Regions from separate parts of the Homo sapiens genome. Here regions 1, 2, 4 and 5 are each linked to region 3. A link is a loop called in an ENCODE intact Hi-C map of the cell type or tissue named here. Cell type or tissue: PC-9. All regions are shown on one strand. Region 1 overlaps TRAM2 (translocation associated membrane protein 2). Region 2 has its middle 13 kb from the start of TRAM2-AS1. Region 3 overlaps TRAM2 (translocation associated membrane protein 2). Region 4 has its middle 9.8 kb from the start of PAQR8. Region 5 overlaps EFHC1 (EF-hand domain containing 1).

Region 1 (5,000 bases), 63 kb after region 3:
TGGGGAAGCTTTGAAGCCAAGCTAATTGCTCAGCCTTTAGGCGGGCATCTTGGAAGGAGTCTAAGTAGGGAGACCCATGTTCAGCTCTGTGTTTGAAGACAATCTGTGACAGCTATGAGGAGAAAGGATCAGAAAAGATGAGAGTGTGGGGTCCAAGTTAGGACCAACCATGGCCATTTAGGTGAGGAATATCAAATGCCCAAGCTAAAACAAAAGATCATTAGGGCGAGAGGAGACCTGGGGGCAATTCAGGAGGTAAAACCACTGGACTCAGTGAACAGACACTGGGGGCAAGGCAGGGGAGGGCAAGTGACGGCTGCGGGCTTCGGTTCCGGTATAAACACTTGTTGAATTTCCCTCTCCTAGAGACCATGCAAACTACAGTCATGCATGGGGATGGTGGTATGGGAGCTAATACAATTGTGGTGTCACCAACAGGCCTTGGTAAGAAGACCCCTAGATACTAAACTAATCTGCTAGAAATCAGACAAAGGGAAAATCTCACTGCATCTATTTCTAGGGGGTCTGGCAAAAGTTTAGAGATGAACAGCACACAATGGATCCACCAGTCCTCTTCATGTTATCACATGCACTTCAAAAAATTACTTACTGACACCTTCATCAGGAACTTCCAGGTGCAAACTATAGGTAGATCTCAGTACATAGCGAGTGCTAAGTAACTTTTCTGAATAAATGTTACATACAGGCTGTGCCTACTTCTTCTGTCCACTGAACACGCCACGTCCCTCCCAACCTCCACTATCTCTGGAAAAGCCTCCACAAAGGAAGTTCCCACCCTCTGTGCCTCCACTGAACACTGGAACAAAACCAGTTTCCTTAGGTAAGTCCACGGTATTTGCATGCAAGCATCATTATGGCTTATTTAGCTAACAAAACAAAAGATAGAGGGAAAAGATGTTCTAACTGACTGGGTCCCTACCTTTTAAGAAATTAGAAGTTACATGAGATGCAAACAAATACCTTTTTATTATAATAAGTCCATAGGACACTTCAGTGATAAAGCCATACGAAGGCAATGCAAGAAGGTGAAACGGAATGATATGCACGTTCAGGAGCACCACTGGCATCACTGCACACGTCAGGGTTATAAGAAGGTCTAGAGAAAAGCCCTTTCTCTCTCCCAACTTTCACTGTCCTTGCCCGCCCCACCACTGTCCTGCTGCTTGCCTGTGTCACATGAAACATATGAGAAAGAGAGCTGAGAATGGCCTTGCAGTTTCTGAAGTCTCTGAATCAACACCAGAGACAGTTCAGCTGCTTTGGGGGCTTGCTTCCTGGTTGGGGGTTGAGACTGAAATTTCCCCAGGTGGAAGTCCTAACCTGGACCAGTGCCCCAGCCTCCTAACCAGACTTCCTGTCTCTAATCTCTCATCTCATCCCCTAAACCACTCTAGTAGTCTCCAGAGCAACCTCATCACACTGCTGTCTTTCCTAACAGTCTTTAAAGGCTCCCATTACCTCCAGGACAGTCTCAACTCCACGGCAGGACCTAAGGGGCCCTGGGTGATCTGGCCCCACCTCCACCCTTGTCCCCACTGCATCCCACCTCCAGAGCATCCTATGACACCAGTGTGCTGAGTGTCCAATGCTTCACACCAGCTCATCTGTCTACAAAGGACGGACTATTCTATTGCCCTCCCATATCTCCTTCTTTCTCTGGCCTTATCTAGCATCCATCTATCCCTATTCTGAGCTAGGAGACCCCCCTCCATGTTCCCAAAGCATCCCCTCTAGTACACTACACTTACTGAGTGAGCACCACTGTGTGTGCTAGACCAGAAGACCCATATGGCAGCTCAACTGGGGTAGTCATCATCAAGTGACTGTACTTGCCTCCTTTTATCTATCTCCCTTATGAGATGGTAAATTCCTTGTGATTAAGCAATGTGTCCTTTTTCTCTGTGTTCCCAGCATCTAGAATGATGGTTCACACAAAAGCACTGCTTAATCAACATTTGCAGAACAAGGGGCAAGAGGTCAAAACCAGCTCAGTTCAGACTCACGTCCCTTAGGCCATGTGAGCAGCAACCCAACTGGTAGGGCTGAGAAACCAACAACATTGGTCAAGTTACACTTAGCTATGACACAGCTGCAGGCTAAAGGCGTGGTAAGTGGTCAGTGAAAATCTGGCGAGGCCATAGTTGTCATGCCTGAAGTTATCTGGACCCAGGAAATGCAGGGAAGAGTAGCTGAGAAGTGTCACATTCTCTTCTTTCTGAAGCTCCAAAAATGAGCACAGTAGAGAGAGTTGTATCAACAAATATGTTAGCTGGCTTGAATTTCAATTTCAGCGTTTTGTACAGAGTAGGTGTATGTGCTGAATGATTATAAATAAAATAAAACTCAATGGCCAAATGGTTGAATAGTGTTGAATGTAGATATTTCCCAGGCTGGGCAAAGAATGACAGAAATGTTTCTTTTACATTTCTTGGGTAATAAAATGTACTATGCAGCAGACCAACTTTGCTTTTTACTTCAGCGCTATAAAACTGTAGCTTTCCAGAAATTTCTGCGGATGAATCAGTCTGGATAGCCAAATTCTCCATATTGCCACAGATTTAGTTTTGAAACTTCAACATTGTTCATTATGGATGGCAATCTTAAAGTCTCAAAGCCAAACCCAGATTCCTTTCCAATATACAGATTTTCTCCTTCTCCACCATGGGTTCTGCTAAGACATATTTCATGCCAACCCCAAATTTGTGCTAGAATCTGGTTTCAACTCAAATAATAAATGAAACCAAGATTAGAAGTGAGCCCACTAACCTAATGGAGCACAATGTTTGCCTAGCTACTACTCCTAAATCTATAGGATTGGGGAAAGGTGCCTCTCTCCTTCTCCTCCCAATTTCTGACTCGCAATTTGAGTTTTATACACATTTTCCAGTCCTGTTCTACATGTCCATGTTAAGAAGGCACAACCAGGCCGCCGGACATTTGACACATCCATGAAGCAGGTGAGCCCCAGAGAGGTGAAGGGCCTTGCATGGGCCACAAGGCTATTTAATGGAAGAATCCAGGCCCCTGTCCTCGCCCCTTTCACTGCACGCTTCCCTGCTGCAGGCCCTCCATTGGCACCAGCCATAATTCATTCCTCAAGAACCCTGAAAGAAGGGCACACGTTCCAGCCATCATAACCAAACCAGAACCCTGCTATTCTTTTAAAAAATCAACTACCACCTGTTCCTTTCTACTTCAACATTCCTCCTCCAGTCACAAAATCCATACAAACAAGTTATTCCTTGCCTGTTGAGGTCACAAGTTGATCAAGTACAAAGTTGGACTACAAACTAAAAACACAGTCTCAACTCCAAAACCATGGGTCTGAAAAGTTCCAATTCTGCTCTAAGTTCTGAGGAATTCTTCTCAGCCGGAAACCAGGCATTGTGAGGCTCGCCCTGTGATTTCCTGCAGGACTCCAGGAATTGCTGGAGGGAAAGCCTGTTCATCCTGGGATTGCTCCTCCAGGTCAGGAGCTCCCAGACTGCTCTTAACCTTCATGAAAGGAGCTGATAAATAATTATGTAAATTCTGTCTCTATCCTTTGTCTTGAGGTAGGTACGTCCTTCTCCCTCTCCAATAGCCACAGACGTCTTCATAACAGTGCTGGGCCCCTCAACAGCCTCTTTTTAAAAGTCTCTATAAAAAGAAAAATTAAATACCCTCTAAGACAGAATATCTACACTTATATAATAAAGATGAAGGAACAAACTGATTAAACTAACAATACTCTGTCCCTGCAAAATTCAGGGGCTTTATTAAGAAGTCCTCTTTCCATTTCAAAGGCAGGGCAACTGAGGCTCAGACAGCTCTGTCCTTCCCACCAGAGGTACAATCATCAGCTCCACCAACCCAAAAAAGACATTAGAGATCATGTTTGGGTTTGATGTTTAAAGTCTTAAGAAACCATATGGAAGAGTTCTCCTAACTCCAGCCAGGGTTTCAATCAATACAGGCCAGCACCTTGATCTTCAGAACTATGAGAAATAAATGCAGGGCCAGGCACGGTGGCTCATGCCTGTAATCCCAACACTTTGGGAGGCCAAGGCAGGCAGATCACCTGAGGTCAGGAGTTCGAGACCAGCCTGGCCAAAATAGTGAAACCCCATCTCCACAAAAATACAAAAATTAGGCATAGTGGCAGGCACCTGTAGTCCCAGCCACTTGGGAGGCTGAAGTGGGAGAATCGCTTGAACCCGGGAAGTGGAGGTTGCAGCAAGCCAAGATTGCACCACTGTACTCCAGCCTGGGCGACAAAGCAAGACTCCATTTAAAAAAAAAAAAAAAAAAAGAAAGAAATGCAGGTTGTTTAAACCACCAAATCTATGGCATTTTTGTCATAGCAGCCCAAACAGACTGCCTTTATGCAATAACGTATGTATAAGGGTACAAACTGTGCCTCACAAGGTATCTAAAAGTGACCACCACTCTTCTGCTTGAATACTAACCACACTACACCCAGGGCATTAGTTCTTAATTTAATAAACCACCCTTTCCATCAACAGCAATGGCTCGAGGTTGAGGCCCAATAGTTTGAGGACACACCTGCCACTCACATCAAGTTTAAGACCTGACTCCTATCCACAAATAATCTATCAGCTTTAAGCTACCATACTAAGACCTCTTTGAGAAGAGGGACCCCACCTATTCATCTCTGCATTCCCAGAGCTCAGCACAGGCCCAGAACAGGCACTTAAGCACTCAATAAAAAGCTGCCAAATAAATGAGCAAAGCACTCAATTTCAAGACTTCTACACAAATATTGGCATTCAAATATTGGAATTCAAATTCACTAGAATTCCAGTGGGCAGAGCTGTAGAAGACCACCAGAGATGAGTCAGAAGACTTGGATTCTAGCCCCCGTTTTGCCAAAAATTCACTCTACTATCCTGGGCAAATCTCCCAGCCAATGAGGGTCTTATTTTGTTTTTCTGTAAACACAGTAGAAGACTTCTTAGGTTTCCCTCTAAGATCTTAAA
Region 2 (5,000 bases), 86 kb after region 3:
ATCTGTTGTCCCTTTGTCAGGAATTAGCTGGTCACATTACTGTCTCCTTGATTCTTTGCTGATGATGTTGGGCATGGGGCAGGTCTGGTGGTTTCTCTGACTGGGCTGAAGGACTTTTGCTGACAAATAGGAGAGGGTCCTTTACAGTAGGAATCACCAAGCCTGCAAGGAAGGACCCAAAGACTCCCCTCTCTCATGATCTCAGCAGCCAACCCCTGCCCATAGTGCCTTCTTGGCAGCCGTGCTCCTGATTTGAAGGGAATTCCTCACTTTGTCCCATGGGTTTCTGCAAGCTGAGCAGGACACCTAGGTGAGGACAGAAGTAAAAAGAGAAGAGGAAAGGTGAGAGCGAGAAAGAAAACATGAGAAGGGAGACACACAACAGTAAGAAGAGAAGAGAGGAAAGAGAGGGATATGAGCAGGGGGTAGGAGAGACAAAAAATAGATTGTATTTGCAGCACAATGCCTCTAGTAATAATATTACCATTATCTTGCCTGAACAGATGTGCAAGGACTCCCGTCTACTCATTATCCAACATGACAATGGAACACGTTTCTATCAGCCTCATCGGAAATCTTGGCAGATGCTGTCAGAAAGTGTGTGCTGTTCCTGAGATGTGATTTTTCAACAGTGTAGACTGTACTATTTGACTAGGGGTGGGAAAAAGAGGAGCGGGAGTTGATTGTGCTTTCTTTTGGTTTTGTTTTTAATTTTGAAATTCTTCTCTCCAAGGGGGCCTTGCCTTGGACTATGTCCAGCTTTGCTGAATAGCCATGTCTGCATGACCAGTGGACTGGGGCTGGCCAGCAATCCCAGGGCCACACCAAAGCCCAGTGCCGAGGGCCCATTTCTTTGAAATAGTTCCCTCATGGCTCTCACTTCCCCTTACTCCAACATTATTCGTACCTACCATGCCCCGCTATTCCACTTCTGCCCTGACCTCAGTGTCTTGCATTGAGACATTTGAAGAGTGTGGTTCAAGGAAAGAGCATGTTTGTTCCCAGCTGAACAAGGCTCAGGGAGACTAGCAGTGCCAGAGACAGGAGTGGGCAACATTTCTGTGTGAATTAAGCCATGCAGTGTGCAAGTTCCCCATGGCAAACACCACCTTTCCCTGGGAAGACAGCCAAGGCCTGGAGCCCCATGTAGGAAATCTCCTGTGAGAGGCCCTTCCTGAGCTCCACAGAAAATGATTCTTTTCATAGGCACTGAGTCCCCTTTTTTTCTAGCCATAAATGCCCACATCACAGTCCCCCTTCCTGGCCTTCTACACTCTGCTCCCGTGCCAAGTGCCCTCACCCAGGCCCCCTCATAGCTCATGCACCCCTTTCCCTTCCTTTCCACACTCAACTGGCCTCCCCAAGCCCTCAGAAAGCCTATTCCTTTCCCCTGCTGTGCTGTTGACTCTCCCTCCATCCTGCACTCTATGCCTCTCACTTGAAACTGCTCCATGCCGTGACCTAACATCTCCAGAGGCTCCTCTCGGGTTGAACAGACATGATTTGTTGACTTTGCCAGATTAGCAAAGGGAGCAAATTCCATAGATTCCTCTGCCCCTAAGTCTCAAAGTGCAGACCTTCATCTTGATAGCAGGAGCGAGGTGATGGAGGCAGCCTGGGATTGCATAAAACAGTAACAGCAATATGATGACTCTGTAGGGACAATTACTCCCTGGCAGGTCTAAGGGCTAAGCCTTAATCTTTCCAACAAGGCTCTGCAGTAGGTATTATTACTAGCCTCATTTTGTAGTCGAGAGAATGGAAGGCCGGGTGCTGTGGCTCATGCCTGTAATCCCAGCTCTTTGGGAGATGGGCAGATCACTTGAAGTCAGGAGTTCAAGACCAGCCTGGCCAACATGGTGAAATCCCGTCATTATTAAAAACACAAAAATTAGCCGGGTGTGGTGTAAACCCAGCTACTCCAAAGGTTGAGGCACAAGAATCGCTTGAACCTGGGAGGCAGACGTTGCAGTGAGCCAAGATTGCACCACTGCACTCCAGCCTGGGCAACAGAGCAAGACTCTGTCTCAAAAAACAAAACAAAACAAAAGGCCCGGCAAGGTGGCTCACGCCTGTAATTCTAGCACTTTGGGAGGCCAAGGTGGGTGGATCACCTGAGGTCAGTAGTTCAAGACCAGCCTGGCCAACATGGTGAAACCCCGTCTCTACCAAAAATACAAAAATCAGCCAGGCATGGTTGTGGGTGCCTGTAATCTCAGCTACTCGGGAGGCTGAGGCAGGAGAATCACTTGACCAACACTCTCGCCTTAACCTGGGAGGCAGAGGTTGCAGTGAGCTGAGATTGTGCCACTGCACTCCAGCCTAGGCAACAAGAATGAGACTCTGTCTCAAAAATAAATAAATAAATAAAAGGAAAAAGAAAGATGTTAAGTGACTTTTTCAAGGCCCTGAGTTTGCAAAAGACAGACCCCTAGCATGCCTGGGGAGGGGCTTTGTGCACTCATCCGGCTGCCTTTCCTGGCATGCCCTGGGGATGGCAGGAAACCTGGATCCCTGCCCAGCTCTGCTGTTTCTAGGTAGGTTACCTCAGGTCAGACACATTCATTTCCCAAGTTTCTGTTTTCTAATCAGAAAAACTGTGGGATTTGAGGTGATTTCTTAGGGCCTTTTCCATATGGTGATGCTGTCATTTTTTTTCCTAATGATAAAAGTATTCAGAAAGCTCTTCAAATTTTCTGGACTCAGGGTCAGTCCTAGGCAAAGAGAAGAAATAGGAGGCAACATTGATCTTTGGTGACACCTAAAGGCTCTGTGCAACCTTTTCCTCTGTCCAGAGTAAGCCTTTGGTGTAATCCCTGCTGCCTCTGGGGACCCCAGGGCAAAGTCTTGGGGAGGGCGCAAAGAGGGCTTGTCCATCACTTGAGGACGCAGAGGACGCATGTGCCCTGCACATCAGGATGAGTAAACCTGAGCTCCTTACTAAAATAAAGCTGTCTTTTGAGTGTGTCCTCACTTGTAACCGGGGTAAATGCACTGACCAGTGCTAGTCAAAGATGACCTCAACAACTGCTCCATTCCAACTGTCTTGGGCAAGAGGGGAGTGACTGTTTATGCTTTGATATGAGATGGAGTCATAAATACTGTTTCAGATGTTTCAGATGCCAGGGGAACATATGATCAGAGACACCAGCATCATACTGTCATGCCAGGAAACCTTCAGTGACTGCCTGCTAGAGGAAGTTCACATCCCTTAGCTTGGCTTCAAGGAACTCCAGGAGCAACACTCTCGCCTTCCCACCTTGGCCTCTGCCTTCCCTAGCTAGACACCCATGAGTATACATTCCCCCAATTCCCCGACCAATTTTGACTGAGCCAGCAGCACATCAAGGGTTAACCCTTACCATTTGTGAAAATTTTGTATCATCATATTTGGTTGATTCTAAGATGCACACTTTTTCTCATATTAACCTCTTACTCATTTAACATTGATGTTACAATCAATGACATGTCATTGTTTTGTGGCACTTTTTCTTTCTTAGTGGTTTGTAAAATAATGGTGCATCGTGACTGAAGGCCTCTTGGATTTGCTGAAATACTGGAAGTAGCATTCTCCAGATTTGAGCTCTAGCAGCTCTGCCAGAAGCCGGGAACCTGTGTGCCCATACTCTGAGTTTGTTTTCCCAGTTAGGACTGGGTCCTAGTGTAATGGGGTGATATCTGGGAACCTATATAGCTCCCTAGATATAACCAAGGGTGATATTCAAAGTGTTTAATGACCATACCAGGCCAGGTGCATTGGCTCATACCTGTAATCCCAACACTTTGAGAGGCTGAGGCGGGCAGAACATTGAGGTCATGAGTTTGAGACGAGCCTGGCCATTGTTGTGAAACCCTGTCTCTACTGAAAATACAAAAATTAGCCAGGCATTGTGGCAGGTGCCTGTATTCCCAGCTACTCAGGAGGCTGAAGCAGGAGACTCGCTTGAACCTGGGAGGCAGAGGTTGCTGTGAGCTGAAATTGTGCCACTGTACTCCAGCCTGGGTGATAGAGCAAGGCTCCGTCTCAAAAGAAAAAAAAAAAAAAAGAATTACCATACCAATTAGAAGAGAAGATGACTGAAAACAACTGGCTTGTGTATCCTGGAGCTTACCTGCTGAACCCCAGGCCTACTACCGTGCTCCTTACCTGTTTGTTCTCCACTCATCTCATTCCTTATTTTATGGATACTTGACAGCACACTCAGGGAACATGGCCTGTTGCCCATTCCCAGGAGACATTCCCTAATCAGGGTGAGCCAAGCATGGTTACCCCAGGCTACTTTAGGGGAGGGTATGTGTACTAGTTTTCTGTTGCTGTTGTAACAAATTACTACAACTTTAGCTCAAAACCACACACATTTATTTTCTTACAGTGATATAGGCCAGAAGTCTGGTTCATGTCTCACTGGGCTAAAATCAAGGTGTCCACAGGGCTGTGTTCCTTTCTGGAGGCTTGAGGGTAGAATCTGTTTCCTTGCTGTATCAGGTGTTGGCTGATTTTAGTTCCTTGCAGCTGCAGGACTGGGGTCCCTGTTTCCTTGCTATCTGTTATCTGGGGGTCTCTATTAGCTTCTAGCAGCCTCTCTTTTTTTTTTGTTTTTTGTGGTTTTTTTGTTTTTTTTTTAATGATTAAGTATAGAGTTTTTTTTAGGCTAAAGCTTGAGGATAGCCACCTGAGGGCATACATTCAAGTTGCCCTGAGTGCACATTCCTATTAGCAGTAGTTACAGGTGGCACTTGTTTGTTTTTATTGCTACATTATATTTATACATATTTAAGGGATCTCTCTCCTGTTCTTATACATCACCTCCTACATCTCATCCCCAAATACTTCCCACGCTGCCATCTCCCTTACTCCCCTGGGCTAATGTGATTAGATGGGGCGCACTGGTAATCCAGCATAGCCTCCCCATCTCAAGATTCATGCCCTTAATCATATCTGCAAAGTCCCTTTTGCCATGTAAGGTAACATAGTCACAGGTTCCAGGGGACTAGAATTT
Region 3 (5,000 bases):
AGGGACCAGCATGGGGCTGAAGCCCTTGAGACTTAGTGTTTCTGCAGCTAGAGATGAAGTCAAGGTAGTAAGTTTGGCCCCTGACGGGGCTGGCTGGCTCTGGAGGTGAGGACCAGCCTATCTCAGGCAGGTATATGAACTGCTGTTTGGTTTGGTTTTGAATGCTTGTGAATGGCTGAAAAAGCAATGGCGACTGGGACTGCTGGAGAAAGGCCTAGGTCGACTCCACTGTGGGTTCTGCCACCATTACCTTTCTGGAGGTGCCTGCTGCGCAGTTTGCTCTGCTCTCGCTCTAAGCAGTGGGAAGACGTGTCCCCCCCCACAGAGCGACAGCAGGCTGGCTTCCAATCCGCGGCCAGCCACTGGTAGGAGCTCGAGTCACGGGACCCAACCGAGTTCACACCATCCTTCTGGATTGAGTTGTCACGTCCCAAAGCCAAATGCCTTGGCATTTACAACGAGCAGTGGCTGCTGTGCCTCAAGATGGTACATGCAGAACTGGAATCATATATCTCGTCAGTTAATCAGCACCAAGGAGATTATGATCCGAGATGGCCGCTCTCTTCTTGCCCATCCACATGAGGACCACCAAGGGCCTACCAGCCCCAGGCTTCTGACCGGCAGGCCCTGGGGGACCGAAGGACAGGACTGCAATCTTAGCTCCCCTCCCATTGTAAAAATCAGACAGAAAAATTGCAAGATAAGGTGAAAATAGGAAGTAAAAAGGAAAAGCAGCAGCCATAAGGCAAGAGACAGAGCAAGCAGAAAGGTGCCAGCCATGGGCGCCTGGCGTTCCAGAAAAGCCAGCACAGGACAGGAGTGAGGACAGGAGGTGGCCTGAGGGGGAGAAAGAGAAAGATTTTTGGCTTTATTGAGAATGGTTTGTGGAAGAATAAGAGGAAGCCAAGAAGAAGGAAAGCGAAACGCCCCCTCCCCCCATTGCAAGACAGGTTTCGGCTGTTTGAGACGGAGCATCACAGGCAGGAAGGAGGAGGCAGGGAGGGGGCCTGGGCTCCTTGCCCCCTGCTCGGCCCCCACCAAGAGGATTCCTGTTCTTAGCACTTTGGCCTTAGGGAGACTTGAGTTTCTTAGTCCGTGGGGAGGTTCCGTTCTCTGCCTTCACCACTCCATTTTCATGGTAACCTGGGAAGTGGAGAGAGACAAGCATACATGGTGTTTCTGCTGGAGCTAAGGCAGAAGAGGGGAGGGTGGGGCCAGGCCAAGGAAGGGGCCCGGGCAGCCCAGCTGCTATACATGGATGCACCAAAGGGGCGCCAGGCTGCAGCCTTGCACAGCAAATGCAAGCCAGCAGACGGCTCCCAGGAGGGTCCTGTCTTCCCCAGGGCCCTGGACTAGTGGCCCTGTTTGAGAGGCTTGGTCTCTGACTGCACTTTAGCAGGAGGGGCCTGGGATGACACACAGTAACTCAGCAACAACAGAGGCCAGCCTGCCCAAGCCTGAGGCTGGGGCTAGATACTCGCCGAAATCACTTAGATGCTGTCACTGCTCACTGTCCTCAGTTCTTCTCAGGCCCCTGCAAGGCATCAGCCCACTTCCAGTTCAGCAAGAACTCCCAGGAGCAGTGGCCACAGAAGGGAGGGGGACAAGAGGCTGTAGGAACAAGGCCTCAAGCAGGATGCCTGACACTCCTCTGGCAGAAAAATTGTGCTCTATTGTTCAAAATACCTCCGTGCGCTTGCTCAAATTCAGAGGTACTGGCTGCAGTCTTATGCCCCATACCTCCCCCGCCAGCCAGGCCTGACTCTGTGACACACCCAGCTGCGCGCGTGTCTGGTTCAAACACACATAAGCCTTTGCCAAGCAGGTGGCCACCTAGAGAAAAGCAGGTGAGTCAGAAAGCAGCGCCCAGTGCAGACAGGCCCCCAGGCTGGGCAGAACGTGCAGGGCTGGCAGGGCCTGAGGACCTGCTGAAGGTGGGTGATGACTGGAGTGCGTGCACGGGCCAAAGGATAAGTGTCCCACCCCTACCCCCCACCTAGCACTATGTCACTGTGAGTCATTCTTGGAGACAGAGGAGGAGCCAGCAAGCTGGGAGGCAGGGGCAGGCTAAGATGTGGAGCAAAAGGGCAGGTGAGGACAGAGGCCGCCGTCCGGCACTGAGAATGGGCGGCGGCGGCAGTAGCAGCACTTGGCTGGGGTCCAGAAGCCACCCTGAGGACACGCTTCCTGCCAGAGTTCCCCACCCAGCCACTGCCCTGCCCCGTGGTGGCCAGGGCTCCCAGCCTAGTTAGGGCCAGCCCCACCCACAGCCTGTCCCTGGCCCACACCCAGCCACGTGCCAATCAGGGAGCTAGGAGCCCCAGCCCTGAGGTAAGAGTCAGGAAGGAGAAGCTGGCAGGATTGGTCTGGGCAGCGCCCAAGAAGCCAGGTGCCTTGGCTCCTCCCACCCATCCCAGACAGACTTCCCTGGCTCCACTCTCTGCCAAGGGCCCTGGCACTCACCAGATTCCCTCTTGATGAGCCTGGCTGGTAGTCTGGGTGTGGCTGGGACTCTCCGCTTTGCACTCTGCTCATTCCAGTATTCCCGCCAGTGCCGCAGCTGGGAGTGGATGAAGCGCCACATGAGCCAGGCCTGGGCGGCACACACCAGCAGCAGCACGCAGAGCCTGCAGAGCAGGGGGTTAGGGGCTTAGGCTGGGGCTTGGGCTCACAGCCTTGGGCTGGGTTGTGCAGGGGAGAACAAGGGCCAGGGGCCCTGCAGTTCCCATGGCTTATCACGTCCGCCTTCACCACTGGCCCTCTTCGATACCACCACTATCACCAGGAAGAATGTGTGCTTCAGTCAGTCTCTGCTCCAGCATACATCACATGTGCCAGGGAGACGGGAAGGAAGTGGCGACAGACGTACGGCCAGCTCTACAATCACGCTACTCCTATGACGAGGGAGGGGTCCATGGCTGTGTCTGTTTTGCGCCCATTGCACAGAACAAGACTAATGTAAGCTCCACAAATATTGGTAGCATTCAAATGAACTGAATTTCTGGAAGAGTGGCTTCTCATTTAACATGTCACTTAAAAGTGGAGCAACCCTGGACAAATCACTCTCCTGGGCCTAGGGGCTCCGGAAAATAGTGGCTTCCTCACTGCCACAGGAGGCCACTGGCCAAGCCATTAAGCACATGGTTTTAAAGCACCCACACACAAGAAGAGGAGAATGATATCAACTGAGAGACTGGGTGTGATGCCTCTGTGCACCACAAAGTGCCAGACAAATGTAAGGGATTCCTATTTGGACTACAGTCTGAGCAAACCAGGACTAGGGGATGAAGATGGTTTGGATGGAACCAGAGGCTGCTATCTCTTCTCCCCTCAGGCCTGATATCCAGAGATTTCCAAAAAATAACAATATGTGGGAGACTAAAGGGTCTGCTGCCTCCAGACCTTCTGCAAGGGCTGTGCCAAGTTCAGGAGGCTCCCTGGCTTATCACCTTGGACTTCTGCTCGACTCACCTGCAAAACAAAGTGTTGAAGTTCCCTTTCTCGGGATCAAATGCCTGGTTTTCCATGCGAGCCAGTCCAAAGCCAATGGCCAGCACGGCAAGGGTGAGGATGAAGAGGCGGGTAACCCCAAAAACAGCAGCCCAGGCACTGAACCTGCTCACAGAGGCAGAAGAGGGATGTCAGTCTTTAGCGCCCTTGAAGGAATCTTCACCCACTTCTCCAGAAGAGACCCCGAGTGGGAAGAGGATTCAAGGGTGGCTGGGGAAAGTGCTTGAGGGACGAGATATCTAAAATCAGATGTTCCAGAAAAAAATAACGGGAGGGCACCACCTGCAGGTAAGCGGGCAGTGTGCAACCAGGGAGGGACCCTCCAACCATCCGGGCCTCGGGGGAACCCCTGCCCAGGCCTCTAAGCGGGCCAGCCTGCAGCAGACCCACTTACAGTTTCTCGTTGTTTTCATCTGCAAAGTAGAAGAGTCTAGCCGTGTGGAAGAGGAACTCAGTTGAGTACTGCAGCAGCAGCAAGATCAGGCCCAGGCGGCTCAGGCTGGGGGTGGGGAAGACTAGACTTACATTCCCTCCAAGATGCTGCGTGGAGCAGAAGCCATTGCATCTTGGCTCAGGCTGTCCCCTGTGCCTGGCTGGGCTCTGCTTTCCACTCCCACTTTCCCTGGCTGGCTCTGCTCCATCCTTTGGATTCAGTTTAGCTCTCACACCTTTAAGACATTTTTCCTAATACCGACCCGCTGGCCGTTCAGCTGTCCTGTCTCAGTCAGATGCCCTTGCCTGCTCCCACAGCAAACCTCGCATAGGCCCTTCACAGTACTTAGCACCTTGCACTCATCACCTAGGCTGGAACCAAGTACATAAAAGGTACTCAGAACACATTTGCTGAGCTCTGAGTATAGGAATATGAAATGTTCCTGTTGTCTGACTTTCCATTATCCAAGTCTTCACAGCTCCGAGGTACATGCAGAAGCAGCAAGTGCTCCTTCTGTGTGGCCCTGCTTATACGTTCTTCCCCGGTCCTCGCCACTGCTACGGTGACAGTGCAGACTGGCTTCTTAGACCCGTTATGCATGTGACACATGACCATCCAACACAAGGGCAGAGCTGGCATCACCCCACAGCCTTCAGCCCTCAAAGACCCATCCGGGAACTGACGCTGCTACAGGCCACCAGAGACAGGAGACAGAGTTTGAGAGCTCCTTCCCTGCCTCAGTCTTACTAATCCAAGTCAGTCATTCACACAGGATGCCTGCTGCAAGGACCTAGTCCAACGCACCTCGGGATTTCCAGGCACCTCGGCAGAAAGTTACACACAGTGAGCTCTGTAAGTGCCAGCCTAGAGAAAGTGTGGGGTGCTTTTACTGCATGGATAACACTCAGCAAAAGCCCAAATTATCAATGACACAGCTTATTAACATCAAAAGGATTCTTTTCATAAAAGAGGCTCTTCGAGAACTAATATTATAGCAATTCTTTCTGCCTCTAGAACAACCAAGAGAGACCTACTCTCCATGTCATTATAAACCAAA
Region 4 (5,000 bases), 150 kb before region 3:
GCTCATGCCTGTAATCCCAGGATTTTGGGAGGCCAAGGCGGGCAGATTACCTGAGGTCAGGAGTTCGAGACCAGCCTGACCAACATGGGAAACTCCATCTCTACTAAAAATACAAAATTAGCCGGGTGTGGTGGCACATGCCTGTAATCACAGCTACTCGGGAGGCTGAGGTGGTAGAATCGCTTGAACCTGGGAGGCGGAGGTTGCAGTGAGCCAAGATCGTGCCATTGCACTCCAGCCTGGGCAACAAGAGTGAAATTCTGTTTCCAAAAAAAAAAAAAAAAAATAGCTGGGCATGGTGGCTGAGACAGGAGAATCACTTGTACCCAGGAGGCAGAGGCTGCAGTGAGCCAAGATCATGCCATTGCACTCCAGCCTGGGCAACAAGAGCGAAACTCTATCTCAAAAAAAAAAGAAATAACTTATTTGGGCTGGGCGCAGTGGCTCACACCTGTAATCTCAGCACTTTGGGAGGCCGAGGTAGGCGGATCACAAGGTCAGAAGATCGAGACCATCTTGGCTAACACGATGAAACCCCATCTTTATTAAAACTACAAAAAATTAGCCTGGCATGGCTGCACATGCCTATAGTCCCACCCACTTGGGGGGCTGAGGCAGGAGAATCGTTTGAACCTGGGAGGCGGAGGTTACAGTGAGCCGAGATCGCGCCACTGCACTCTAGCCTGGTCGACAGAGCGAGACTCTGTCTCAAAAAAAAAAAAAAAAGAAGTAACTTCTTTGTCATTTGTCTTCTTTTTTTACCCTCTCAACCTGTACTTGTCCTACTTATACCTGTGCTATGAATGTCCACTAACAACCTCCTCATCTATCATACCAGACCAGAACTCGCCCCAGTCTTCAATTGCAGCTGAGTATTTTCCCTGGTGACCCCATAGATACCTCAAATAAAACATGACCAAAATGAAACTGCAATTTTTGAATCAAATCTCCTTTTCCTCCTCTACTTCCTCTGTTAGTTGGTAATTTCCCTAACCACCAGTCACTTAGGCCTTCTATGTGCAGGTAATTCTTCATCTCATTTATTTGTTTGTTTATACATTTAGCTAACTTTTTAAAAGACTTGTATCTATCAGGCAGTGTGCTTTGTCCTGGGAGCATAGCCGTGAACAAGATTCACATGATTTTAGCTGTCATGGAGAAGGCTTTAATAAGAAATTCCAACATAGTGAGATAAAAAACTACGACATGGAAAATACGGAAATCTATATGAATGCACAGCATAGGATCCAGCTTCCTACCTATAATTAGCCACCAAATGCTACTGACTTTGCCTTTAATTATGAATACCTCTTGGATCTGGTGTTTGCTCTTCAGCCACAGTAACCTTGCCTTCCTTCAAGCTCTTAGCATCTCGCACCTACAACTGCTTTCTAACCAGTGTCCTTGTCCCAGTGTCTCATGCCTGGAGCCTTGCTAAGTCTCAGATCCTTCTCCCACACTGCTGCCAGCAAGATTTTTCAAAAACAAAATATCTCTTCGTGTGAATTCCCTGCTTATAATTTTTTATCTCCAATAGCAAGCAACCCAGCACCTGAGGGCTATAACTTGCTCCCATCAGAGCAGAGGTCCACATCAATAGAGCTTGAGGACATGAAGGGGGTTTATCCTTCTTCCCCAGCTCTGGTGGAAAATCATTGTGTAGTTCAAGTTCCTTCTCAGGATATGCAAAGTCCTTCAAAATGTGAGCCCGGCTTACTTCTCCAGTCTCATATCTTGCGATGGTTCCTCCCATTTGGTAGGATAGATTTTCTTTCTCTTTAACCTTCCCCAGGCTTCATGGTTTGCACATCACCAAGCTGAGAATGCTCTCTAAGGCAGAGAAGTTGACAGATTTTCTTTTAATATCATAAGTTATCAGGTGGCTAAACTAGACCACATGAAAGGCCTGATGATCTTTTTCAGATATTTGAGCCTAAGGCCAGTTCATGGGCTCTATCCCCCCACCTACTTGATTTGAAGCTCCTGACCCAGTCCAGTAGCAGCAGTGGATGAAATTGAGTGACTTAAAATGTACCTAAGACTGAACATAAGAAGAGGCCAGGTGCAGTGGTTCACACTTGTAATCCCAGCACTTTAGGAGGCTGAGGCGAGAGGGTTGTTTGAGGCCAGGAGTTTGAGCCCAGACAGGGCAACATATGGTGACCCCATTTGAACAAAAAGTTAACCAGATGTGCTGGTATGTGCCTGTAGTCCTAGCTACTCAGGAGGCTGAGGCAGGAGGACTGCTTGAGCCCAGGAGTTCAAGGCTGTAGTGAGCTATGATTGTGCTACTGCACCCCAGCCTGGGCAACAGAAAGAGACCCTATCTCTAAACAAAACAAAAAAAAAGAGAGAGAGAGAGAAGAGAAGGGAAGGAAGGGGAAAGGGAAGGGCAAGAGGAGGAAGAGGAAGAAAGAAGAATGAGGAGGAGGAGGAGGAGGACAACGATGACACTGGGCAGAGCTGGGAGTGGAGGGAATGCAAACATTTAAATGGGCCAAAGAAATGGGGAAGGAGAAAGCAAGCAGAGAGCCCAGAGGAGAGATGACTCTCCTGCCCTTGCTTACACAAGGTGCTGACCACACAGCCACTGCGAAAGTCGATACTAAATCTTGGTGCTAGTTAGAGGAACTGGTAGGTTGAGTGAAACAGGAAGAGGAGCTGCTCCTGAATATCTGTTCCCCTGAGGATTTTATATGAGTCAGAGCATGTCATGGGAACCCAAAGTAAAGGACTGTGTTTACTTTCTTTTATACTCCATGTGTGTGATGAGGTGACTAACGGTCAAACTATTTGGTCACGGACTGTATAGCTCTCTCTTCCATGCTGAGGGGTATAAGCAGGAGTTGCACCCATGATTTTTTTCCTGTAAGTGTCATACTGCTGTGTGCCTCTGTGCTTTTGCACCTGCTATTCCTCAGCCCTGAATGCTTTCCTCCCCTCTTGTCTGCTTATTAGTCTCAGCCTTCATGACTCACCCTAAGCTTTTGCTGACCCTCCCAACACTAAAAAGCTTGGTAACTAGAGAGCTAGGAATGCCTCTTCTGTTTTTTTCATAGTGTCTAGTGTACCTTTCTTGTAGCCCTTGTAACACTGCATTGTCATCATTTCTTTAAATATGTTTTCTCCACTAGATCAGAGAGTGAAGATTGCACCATGTTCATTTCTTTGTCCTGAGATCTTAGCAAAGTGCTTTTAGCACCTAGGTGGTTTTCAATAAATATATTCTGAATGGATGAAATAATTAATAATAGAATATTGCATACTGAGCAATAGCCATGTGTCCCCTTTGTCCCCAGACTAAATTTTATTTAGTGTCTTCATGGCATTGTAATAAGGTACTTCCCTTCTGACCTAAACAATTTGCTGACCCCTTGTCAGAAATGTGGAGGGATCAGGGCTAATTGGATTTGTCCAAAGAGAAAAAGAGAGAGATTTAAAGCAGTCAGGCCTCATCCTGCTGCAGCGTTTGCTGGACTCAATCTCAATAGAATTGCATCCACTGGCACAATTCTTTTCCAGTCCTGATTTAATAGAGGGGACAAGAGATGTCAAATGCACCATTAAAGAGAAGCATAGGTAGAAGGCAGACTGCTCAGATCCAATGCTGCTAGTCAAAGGACCAGATGTACCCATTAGTGGCCGTTAGAAGGGGGCTCATTGCCTATGAATCTCAGGTTCCTGGAAGTCTGAGCACGCCAAGACTGACCTCCCTGCCACCCACACCTGCTGTACCACAGATGATGAACTGACTCTGACAGTTTTTGGTTGCCTGTAGCAAGTTACCTCTTTTAACATCTAATTTAAAAGAGAATAAATATTTGTTGTTGTTATGAGCTCAGAAGCACAGGATGTTCACAAAGCACCCCACACATCACCATCACAATTGCTATAATTAACTTTACTGTATTTTTGTTGTATAATAATCTATAGCTAATTATAGCCCATTAGAGTTGTATGTACATACCGAGAAATTAGCGACAGCCATTTACGTATGTATTTATTTTATAAAGAATATTTGGAAAATATTGGAAATAATTTTTTAAATGTTATCCTGGAAATGTCATTATAAATGTACAGCTTCTTTCTCTTTATTTATTTTTTTTTTTGCAGTGCATGTACAGCGTATCTTCTTTGAAAAAAAAAAGGATCACTTGGCTGGGCATGGTGGCTCACACCTGTAATCCCAGCACTATGGGAGGTCAAGGCAGGCAGATCACCTGAGGTCATGAGTTCAAGAACACCCTGGCTAACATGGTGAAACCCCGTTTCTACTAAAAATACAAAAATTAGCCAGGCATGGCACACTCCCGTAATTCTAGCTGCTTAGGAGGCTGAGGCAGGAGAATCGCTTGAACCCAAGAGGTGGAGACTGCAGTGAGCCGAGATCGTGCCACTGCACTCTAGCCTGTGCGACAGAGTGAGACTCTGTCTCAAAGAAAAAAAAAATTGGATCACACTGCACTATAACCTGCTCTGTTTTACTAAACCATAGAACCACAGACTGCATATTTCTCTGTGCCATACAGTCTATGTGATTTTTGAAGACTGCACAGTATTTCACATCATGCATAGACCCTAGTTAATTTAGTCAGTCCTCAGTCATCATACCTTATTGCAGGGAATACTTGCTTTGTAAGCCTCCTGCTGGAACTTCCCCTTGACATTGCCAGGATTTGAAGGCTCTTGTCAAAACCCCCAGGCTGTCAGATGATTTTTGGAGGTTACCTGGAACGTTTAGGGAGAAAGACCCGATAAACCTGGCTTTCACACTCAGAGTAGCTTCCAGGGTTCTTCCTGGATGTCCTCAGGGCTGGAGGATCCCAGGCTAGTGGGAAGGATAATCAGAGAATTTTAATTTAATTGAGAGGGAGAACAAAGGAGAATTTTACTTTAGTTTGAACTATTCAGGATACTTCTTCAGTATGTCAAATTCTTGCAACTCAGTTTACTTCAGTTTTTTGTTTGCTTTTTAAGACAGAGTCTTACTCTGTCGCCCA
Region 5 (5,000 bases), 80 kb before region 3:
GAGCAGTCCCTGTCAACTGACTTGTGACTCTGAATACATGACCTTTAAAAACAAATGTCATACATTTGTTTTTATGGGTTATATACAGTTTATAACCCTTTTAGCAAAAGAAGTTTATTCTGTTGTACCTTTCATGTTAGTACAGATCTTGAAAGATGGTAGGCTGGGCTCTAAAGCAATTAGGATGTAGAAAGTTTTTTTCATAAAAATATTTTTTATGATTAATCTTAAATTGTATCTATGTATATATTTGAATATTATAGATAAGTAATTGTGAAAGTATCCTCACAACAGAAAAAGGAAACCATTAACATAACCTCTAATTTGCCTTTCTACTCTTTTTTATTTAATCTTTTAAATAAAAATGTGTTCATTGTAAAAAATCAACATAATTTAGAAATGTATAATACAGAGGACCAAACCAGTCTCTTCATGCACATATTTCCATGCTTATAATTGCAGTACACATATAATTTTATATGTTGCTTTTTCAGGCTTATTAAATCATAAATATTTTCACCAGGTTGCCACGTGATCTCTAAAATCAATATTTTAATGACAGCACCATAATCCATTGAGTGAGTTTTCGATCATTTACTCATGTCTTCATATGACTGTCTTTTAGATTGTCTTCAACATTTACCATTGTAATGGGCAGCTTCAGGCATATAGTTCTTTCTCATAATTCTGAATCATATTCGTAAATAAATGGTCGGGGTAGAATTATTGAGTTCAAGACTTTAAATATATACCATCCAGTTGCTTTCCAAAGAGTTGTAAGAATGTATCACTGTCATTGTGACAAGAGGGACAGGTAAAAATAAATTCATTCCATGTAAAAATAAAATTCACAGAACCGTATCTTCTAGGTTCTACAGTTTTTACGGCCCCAGATATCAGATGAAAAACATGAGAAGACTAGTGAAAAACTTAAGAGTATAGATGAGATACTCTTTTAATCTCTCATGCAAGGTGAATTGGTAGTTAAATTGGGCATTACAGAGCACAGCTTTAAATTTTACTTTAAGCTTAGGTGGCTACTTCGCTCCTTGTTCTTGTTCAAGTGTTTTAACTTAAAATACAGAATCTTTTAATGTAGGTAAGCTTTTGTTTTGTTTTGTTTTTTTGAGACAGAGTCTCACTGTTGCCCAGGCTGGAGTGCAGTGGTTCAATCATAGCTTATTGCAGCTTGGACCTCCCAGGCTCAAGTGATCCTTCCACCTCAGCCGACTATAATAGGCACAAGCCACCACACCCAGCTAATTTTTTTTTTTTTTTTTTTTTTTTTTTAGTTTTTGTAGAGACAGCATCTTGTTGCCCAGGCTGGTCTCGAACTCTGGGGCTGAAGTGATTCTCCCTCTTCAGCCTCCCAGAGTTCTGGGATTATAGGCACGAGCCACCATGCCCAGCCTTAATGTTGGTAAGCTTCTTGATGTAAGTTTTGTGATGCTTATAAGCAAAGATTCAAGTTATATTTTTAAAAGTTAGTTTTTTTTTTACCTAACAAATATTTGTCTAATGTTATTAATGACACATTCTTTTCTTCTTCAGAAAACAGCCTTCCACAGAAGTCAGACGCTGAGCTACAGGAACGGCTATGCAATTGTTCGACGTCCAACAGTTGGGATAGGCGGAGACCGGCTCCAGTTCAACCAGCTGTCCCAGGCTGAGCTGGATGAGTTGGCCAGTAAGGCACCAGTCTTAACTTATGGCCAACCTAAACAAGCCCCACCTGCGGATTTTATTCCTGCGCATGTGGCCTTTGACAAAAAGGTATCATCTGGAATTTTAGGGTACCCCTTGAATTAGGGTCTGAGAGCCAACTGCTTGCAAAAAAGTTAAAACAGTAAACCACAGAATTTCCAAAGGGCTCTGAGGAGAAAATTGTTCAGATGCCTTAACCCTTAGTCATGGACAGCTGAACTCAGGCTAAAAAGAGGCTTTCTTTAGTCAGGAAGCTGATTACAGGGAGTAAAGTAGTTCCCTGTAGACTTCACCAGACTATTTTCCAAATGCAGTTAAAGAAAAGTTGGCTATAATTCTGAATTCTTGAATTTATATTCTATGTTTATCAGCCGTGTGTTCTCCACTTTTTAAAGGTAACTGTATTCTGTAATGGTGACATATCTAATCTTCATGAGATGCAGAATATCATTATGAAAACAATGACTCCATCTATTGTCAGTTTTCTGCAAGGCAGTCTCCATAAGTTTTTGGTTTTCAGGGAACATTTCATGTTTGATATTACATAACCAATGGGTGGTATAACATTTTTGTTTGTTTCTCATTTATCTTTATGTTTTTGCAATGTGAGTTTCCTCATTTCCATCTATTGACATTACCACATCATTCTTGTTTTTCCTTGTCAATGAGCCTCCTCTTTTCACTAAAGTGAAGTAGCCCTAGCCCTGACCATGTAGCAGAATCACTGGCGAGATTTTTAAGAAAGTTACGTTATTCCAACCCTCATCAGTTCTAATTTCCAGATGAGCTTTATGTGTAACTGGTTCTGAGAAGTACTGATCAGTTTTGATAAGTTAGCTTTCTTAATTTACTCTTAGTCTGTTTCTTTTCTTGTCTTAATTTTTATTTTATTATTCCTGTTAAATGTCTATAACATTTTCATCCAGCCAGCCAACTTTTATTGAGTACCTGTTGTAAGCTAGAGGCTGGGGAGGAGCTATGCCATTTACATGATAGTCACTTATTTTTAAACAATTTCAGTCTCTCAACTAGAATCTGTATCATTTCCTCTTCCCCACTTAACTCATTTATAGGGACACATTCACATATGCATTCATAGGCCGAACCTAAACATCCACTAAACAGTATGATTTATATAATTGGATGTATCTTTTCCTTTTGCTTGTTTCTTTTGTTTATTTGTGGCTTTGACAGACATTGCAAAATCAGCAGAGAAGGGAGAGGGCTGAAAATACAAGAGAGAAGTGGGATAGGCACTAAATAATTACCAAGATATGAATCCTGGTATGTTTAATTTTTACTGAAAAGAATAGTAAGTAACTGTTATAAAGTAGAAGGTGATAAAGTGATATATGTCGTAAGAAAGTATTAGTAAAATTCAGAGGAGAAATTGCGCTTGAGTAGGAAATAGGCTTCCTATTTTTTGTTTTCTATGTTATTTTACACTAATTGTTGTTACTTAATTTGTACTTATTTAATATTCATAATTCATTTCTTTAAGGATAGTGCACATAAAAATATTATTTTTATTTTCCAATTCATTTTACTTGGATCATCACAATTTCTAGATAAATGAGCCTTAGCATAGATAATGGGGTAGAGAGAAGCTAAATGCATGACTTTGAAACTAAGTTTGTTTGTTTATAATAAGGGAATTATGGTTTCTCTGAATTAAATGAAGGTTCTAATTTTAAATGAAGGACCTCTAATACCCAGAGGTCCACATAATAGCCAACATATTTGTCTATATTTTGGAAATTCTTAGGACTGTTCCTCATAGACAGAATATAACTTCATTTCTTACTTAGGTAATAAAGACCAGGACATCTATTCCAAGTGCCCTCATCTTTTCCCCTTGCTCCTGTATAATTCCAGCATCACCTACTATATTGTGTTTCCCAGACTGACTTCCAGCTCTTTATTTCTGATGTTCTTCTTTCATCTTTTTCATCTTCAAGTTTCATATTATTTCTATTTCAGACACTCTAGTGACTGCTTCTCTAGCTAGAGTCATATCATCCTGTCCTCTTTCTATAATACCTTGTGATGCCTTTAAGCAAGATAACTTTGTTTCTCACTTGACTGTCAAATCACTTACAATCTGACTTCTCCCTACCCACAGCCCCAGAATACTTTCTCCTAGGTAGCCAGTGCTGTCCTTTTACCAGATCTAGAGAGGTTTACTTTGCCAGCATTGTCTTTGGCTTGTTTATGCCATCTGACACTGTTGACCCTTCCTCCCTTCTTGAAACTGTGCTCTTCTTTTGCCTCCATGACTCTCATTTTCCTCCTTCTTTCTATGTGGTTGCTTATTCTTTAGCCTCCCTTCCTCTTTTCAATTCTTAACTTACAAGTATTTTCAAGGCTCTATCTCATTCTTTATATAATTTTCTTGAGATCTCACCCACTTTCGTGATTTCAACCGTCACCTCACCGTAGAGAATGTCACTATTTAGTTCCAACTCTGACATCATTGAGACTCCAGATCTGTATCCCCCTGGCCCATGGGATATCTTCACCTGGATGAACTGTTGGTACCTCAAGTTCTGTATGTCTCTAACTTATCTCTATCCCTCACCTTTTCCCATAGATCTGCTTTCCCTGTGTGGTTCCACTAGGTAATCCAAGCTTGAAACCTGAGCCATCTTTGGCTTTTTCTCTCCTTTATCCTCCACACTTAATGAGTTGCCAAGTCAAATATCTCTCACTTTCATTTCCTCTGCCACTATCATAGTTCAGACAAGCCAAATGACTACCTAACTGTTGTTTTAGTCTCATTCCTAGTCCTTATGCTTATAACAGGTATGCTGCCTTGTTTATTCTCTAGAGTTCAGCTCTGATTATGTCATTTTTCTGGGAAAATGCCATCAGGCTTTCTTAACCAATACAGTAAACATTACCACCATTCACCTCACTGTGACATGAAAGTCATCTTTCATTCTTCTTTCCCCTCACAATCCACATCTAATCTATTAGCAAGTTCTATTGTTTCTGCTTCTAAAATATGTAACTAATTCATTTACTTATTTTCATCCTCACTATTACCATAAATTTATTTTCCACAGAGCAGCCAGGCTTATTTTTTGAAAATCAGATTATGTCACATACTGACTGAAACACTTCCATGGCTTCCCTATCATCTATAAAGATCCAACTCTACAGGTTCCTCACAGCCCTACTGGAGCTGGCCCTCCCTGCTCTCTCCCCAGCCTCATCTTGGGTCCTTTTTCTCACCTATCATGTTTCAATACATTGGATTTATTTTTACTGATTTCCTTGAAATGGCAGCATTTGAA

What was found. Peaks named below come from ENCODE experiments on the same cell type or tissue, not always from the same donor. Only the 100,000 strongest peaks of a DNase experiment are listed, where the experiment ranks them.
Region 1: a loop joins it to region 3, with 6 times the contacts of the local background. A loop is called at or near these places in 78 of 110 quality-filtered maps.
Region 2: a loop joins it to region 3, with 11 times the contacts of the local background. A loop is called at or near these places in 24 of 110 quality-filtered maps.
Region 4: it touches region 3 in a loop (13-fold over the local background); 2 of 110 quality-filtered maps call a loop at or near these places.
Region 5: a loop joins it to region 3, with 4 times the contacts of the local background. A loop is called at or near these places in 70 of 110 quality-filtered maps.

What each region holds. Positions count from the first base shown.
Region 1 is chr6:52,565,096-52,570,095 of GRCh38, forward strand. All of the region lies in intron 1 of TRAM2 (translocation associated membrane protein 2), which reads right to left. Among named protein-coding and RNA genes, the nearest start is that of TRAM2, 9.5 kb to the right of the region's middle. In PC-9, no CTCF peak of the experiment used is centred here; a DNase peak (open chromatin) is centred at 2,016; H3K27ac peaks cover 2,355 bases.
Region 2 is chr6:52,587,749-52,592,748 of GRCh38, forward strand. No RefSeq gene overlaps it. Among named protein-coding and RNA genes, the nearest start is that of TRAM2-AS1, 13 kb to the left of the region's middle. RefSeq lists an enhancer at 1,438-1,582 and a cis regulatory region at 1,505-1,516. In PC-9, no CTCF peak of the experiment used is centred here; no DNase peak of the experiment used is centred here.
Region 3 is chr6:52,502,128-52,507,127 of GRCh38, forward strand. TRAM2 (translocation associated membrane protein 2) reads right to left here. Exons shown (of 11, transcript NM_012288.4): 8 at 3,905-4,009; 9 at 3,472-3,615; 10 at 2,464-2,627; 11 at 1-1,143. The coding sequence ends at 1,070. Among named protein-coding and RNA genes, the nearest start is that of TRAM2, 72 kb to the right of the region's middle. RefSeq lists an enhancer at 1,639-2,838. In PC-9, no CTCF peak of the experiment used is centred here; DNase peaks (open chromatin) are centred at 2,054 and 2,294; H3K4me3 peaks cover 413 bases; H3K27ac peaks cover 1,622 bases.
Region 4 is chr6:52,349,866-52,354,865 of GRCh38, forward strand. No RefSeq gene overlaps it. Among named protein-coding and RNA genes, the nearest start is that of PAQR8, 9.8 kb to the right of the region's middle. RefSeq lists enhancers at 2,412-2,911, 2,826-2,875. In PC-9, no CTCF peak of the experiment used is centred here; a DNase peak (open chromatin) is centred at 2,736; H3K4me3 peaks cover 587 bases; H3K27ac peaks cover 3,727 bases.
Region 5 is chr6:52,422,395-52,427,394 of GRCh38, forward strand. It overlaps EFHC1 (EF-hand domain containing 1), which reads left to right. Exons shown (of 11, transcript NM_018100.4): 2 at 1,552-1,773. Among named protein-coding and RNA genes, the nearest start is that of EFHC1, 4.6 kb to the left of the region's middle. In PC-9, no CTCF peak of the experiment used is centred here; a DNase peak (open chromatin) is centred at 1,897; H3K27ac peaks cover 1,577 bases.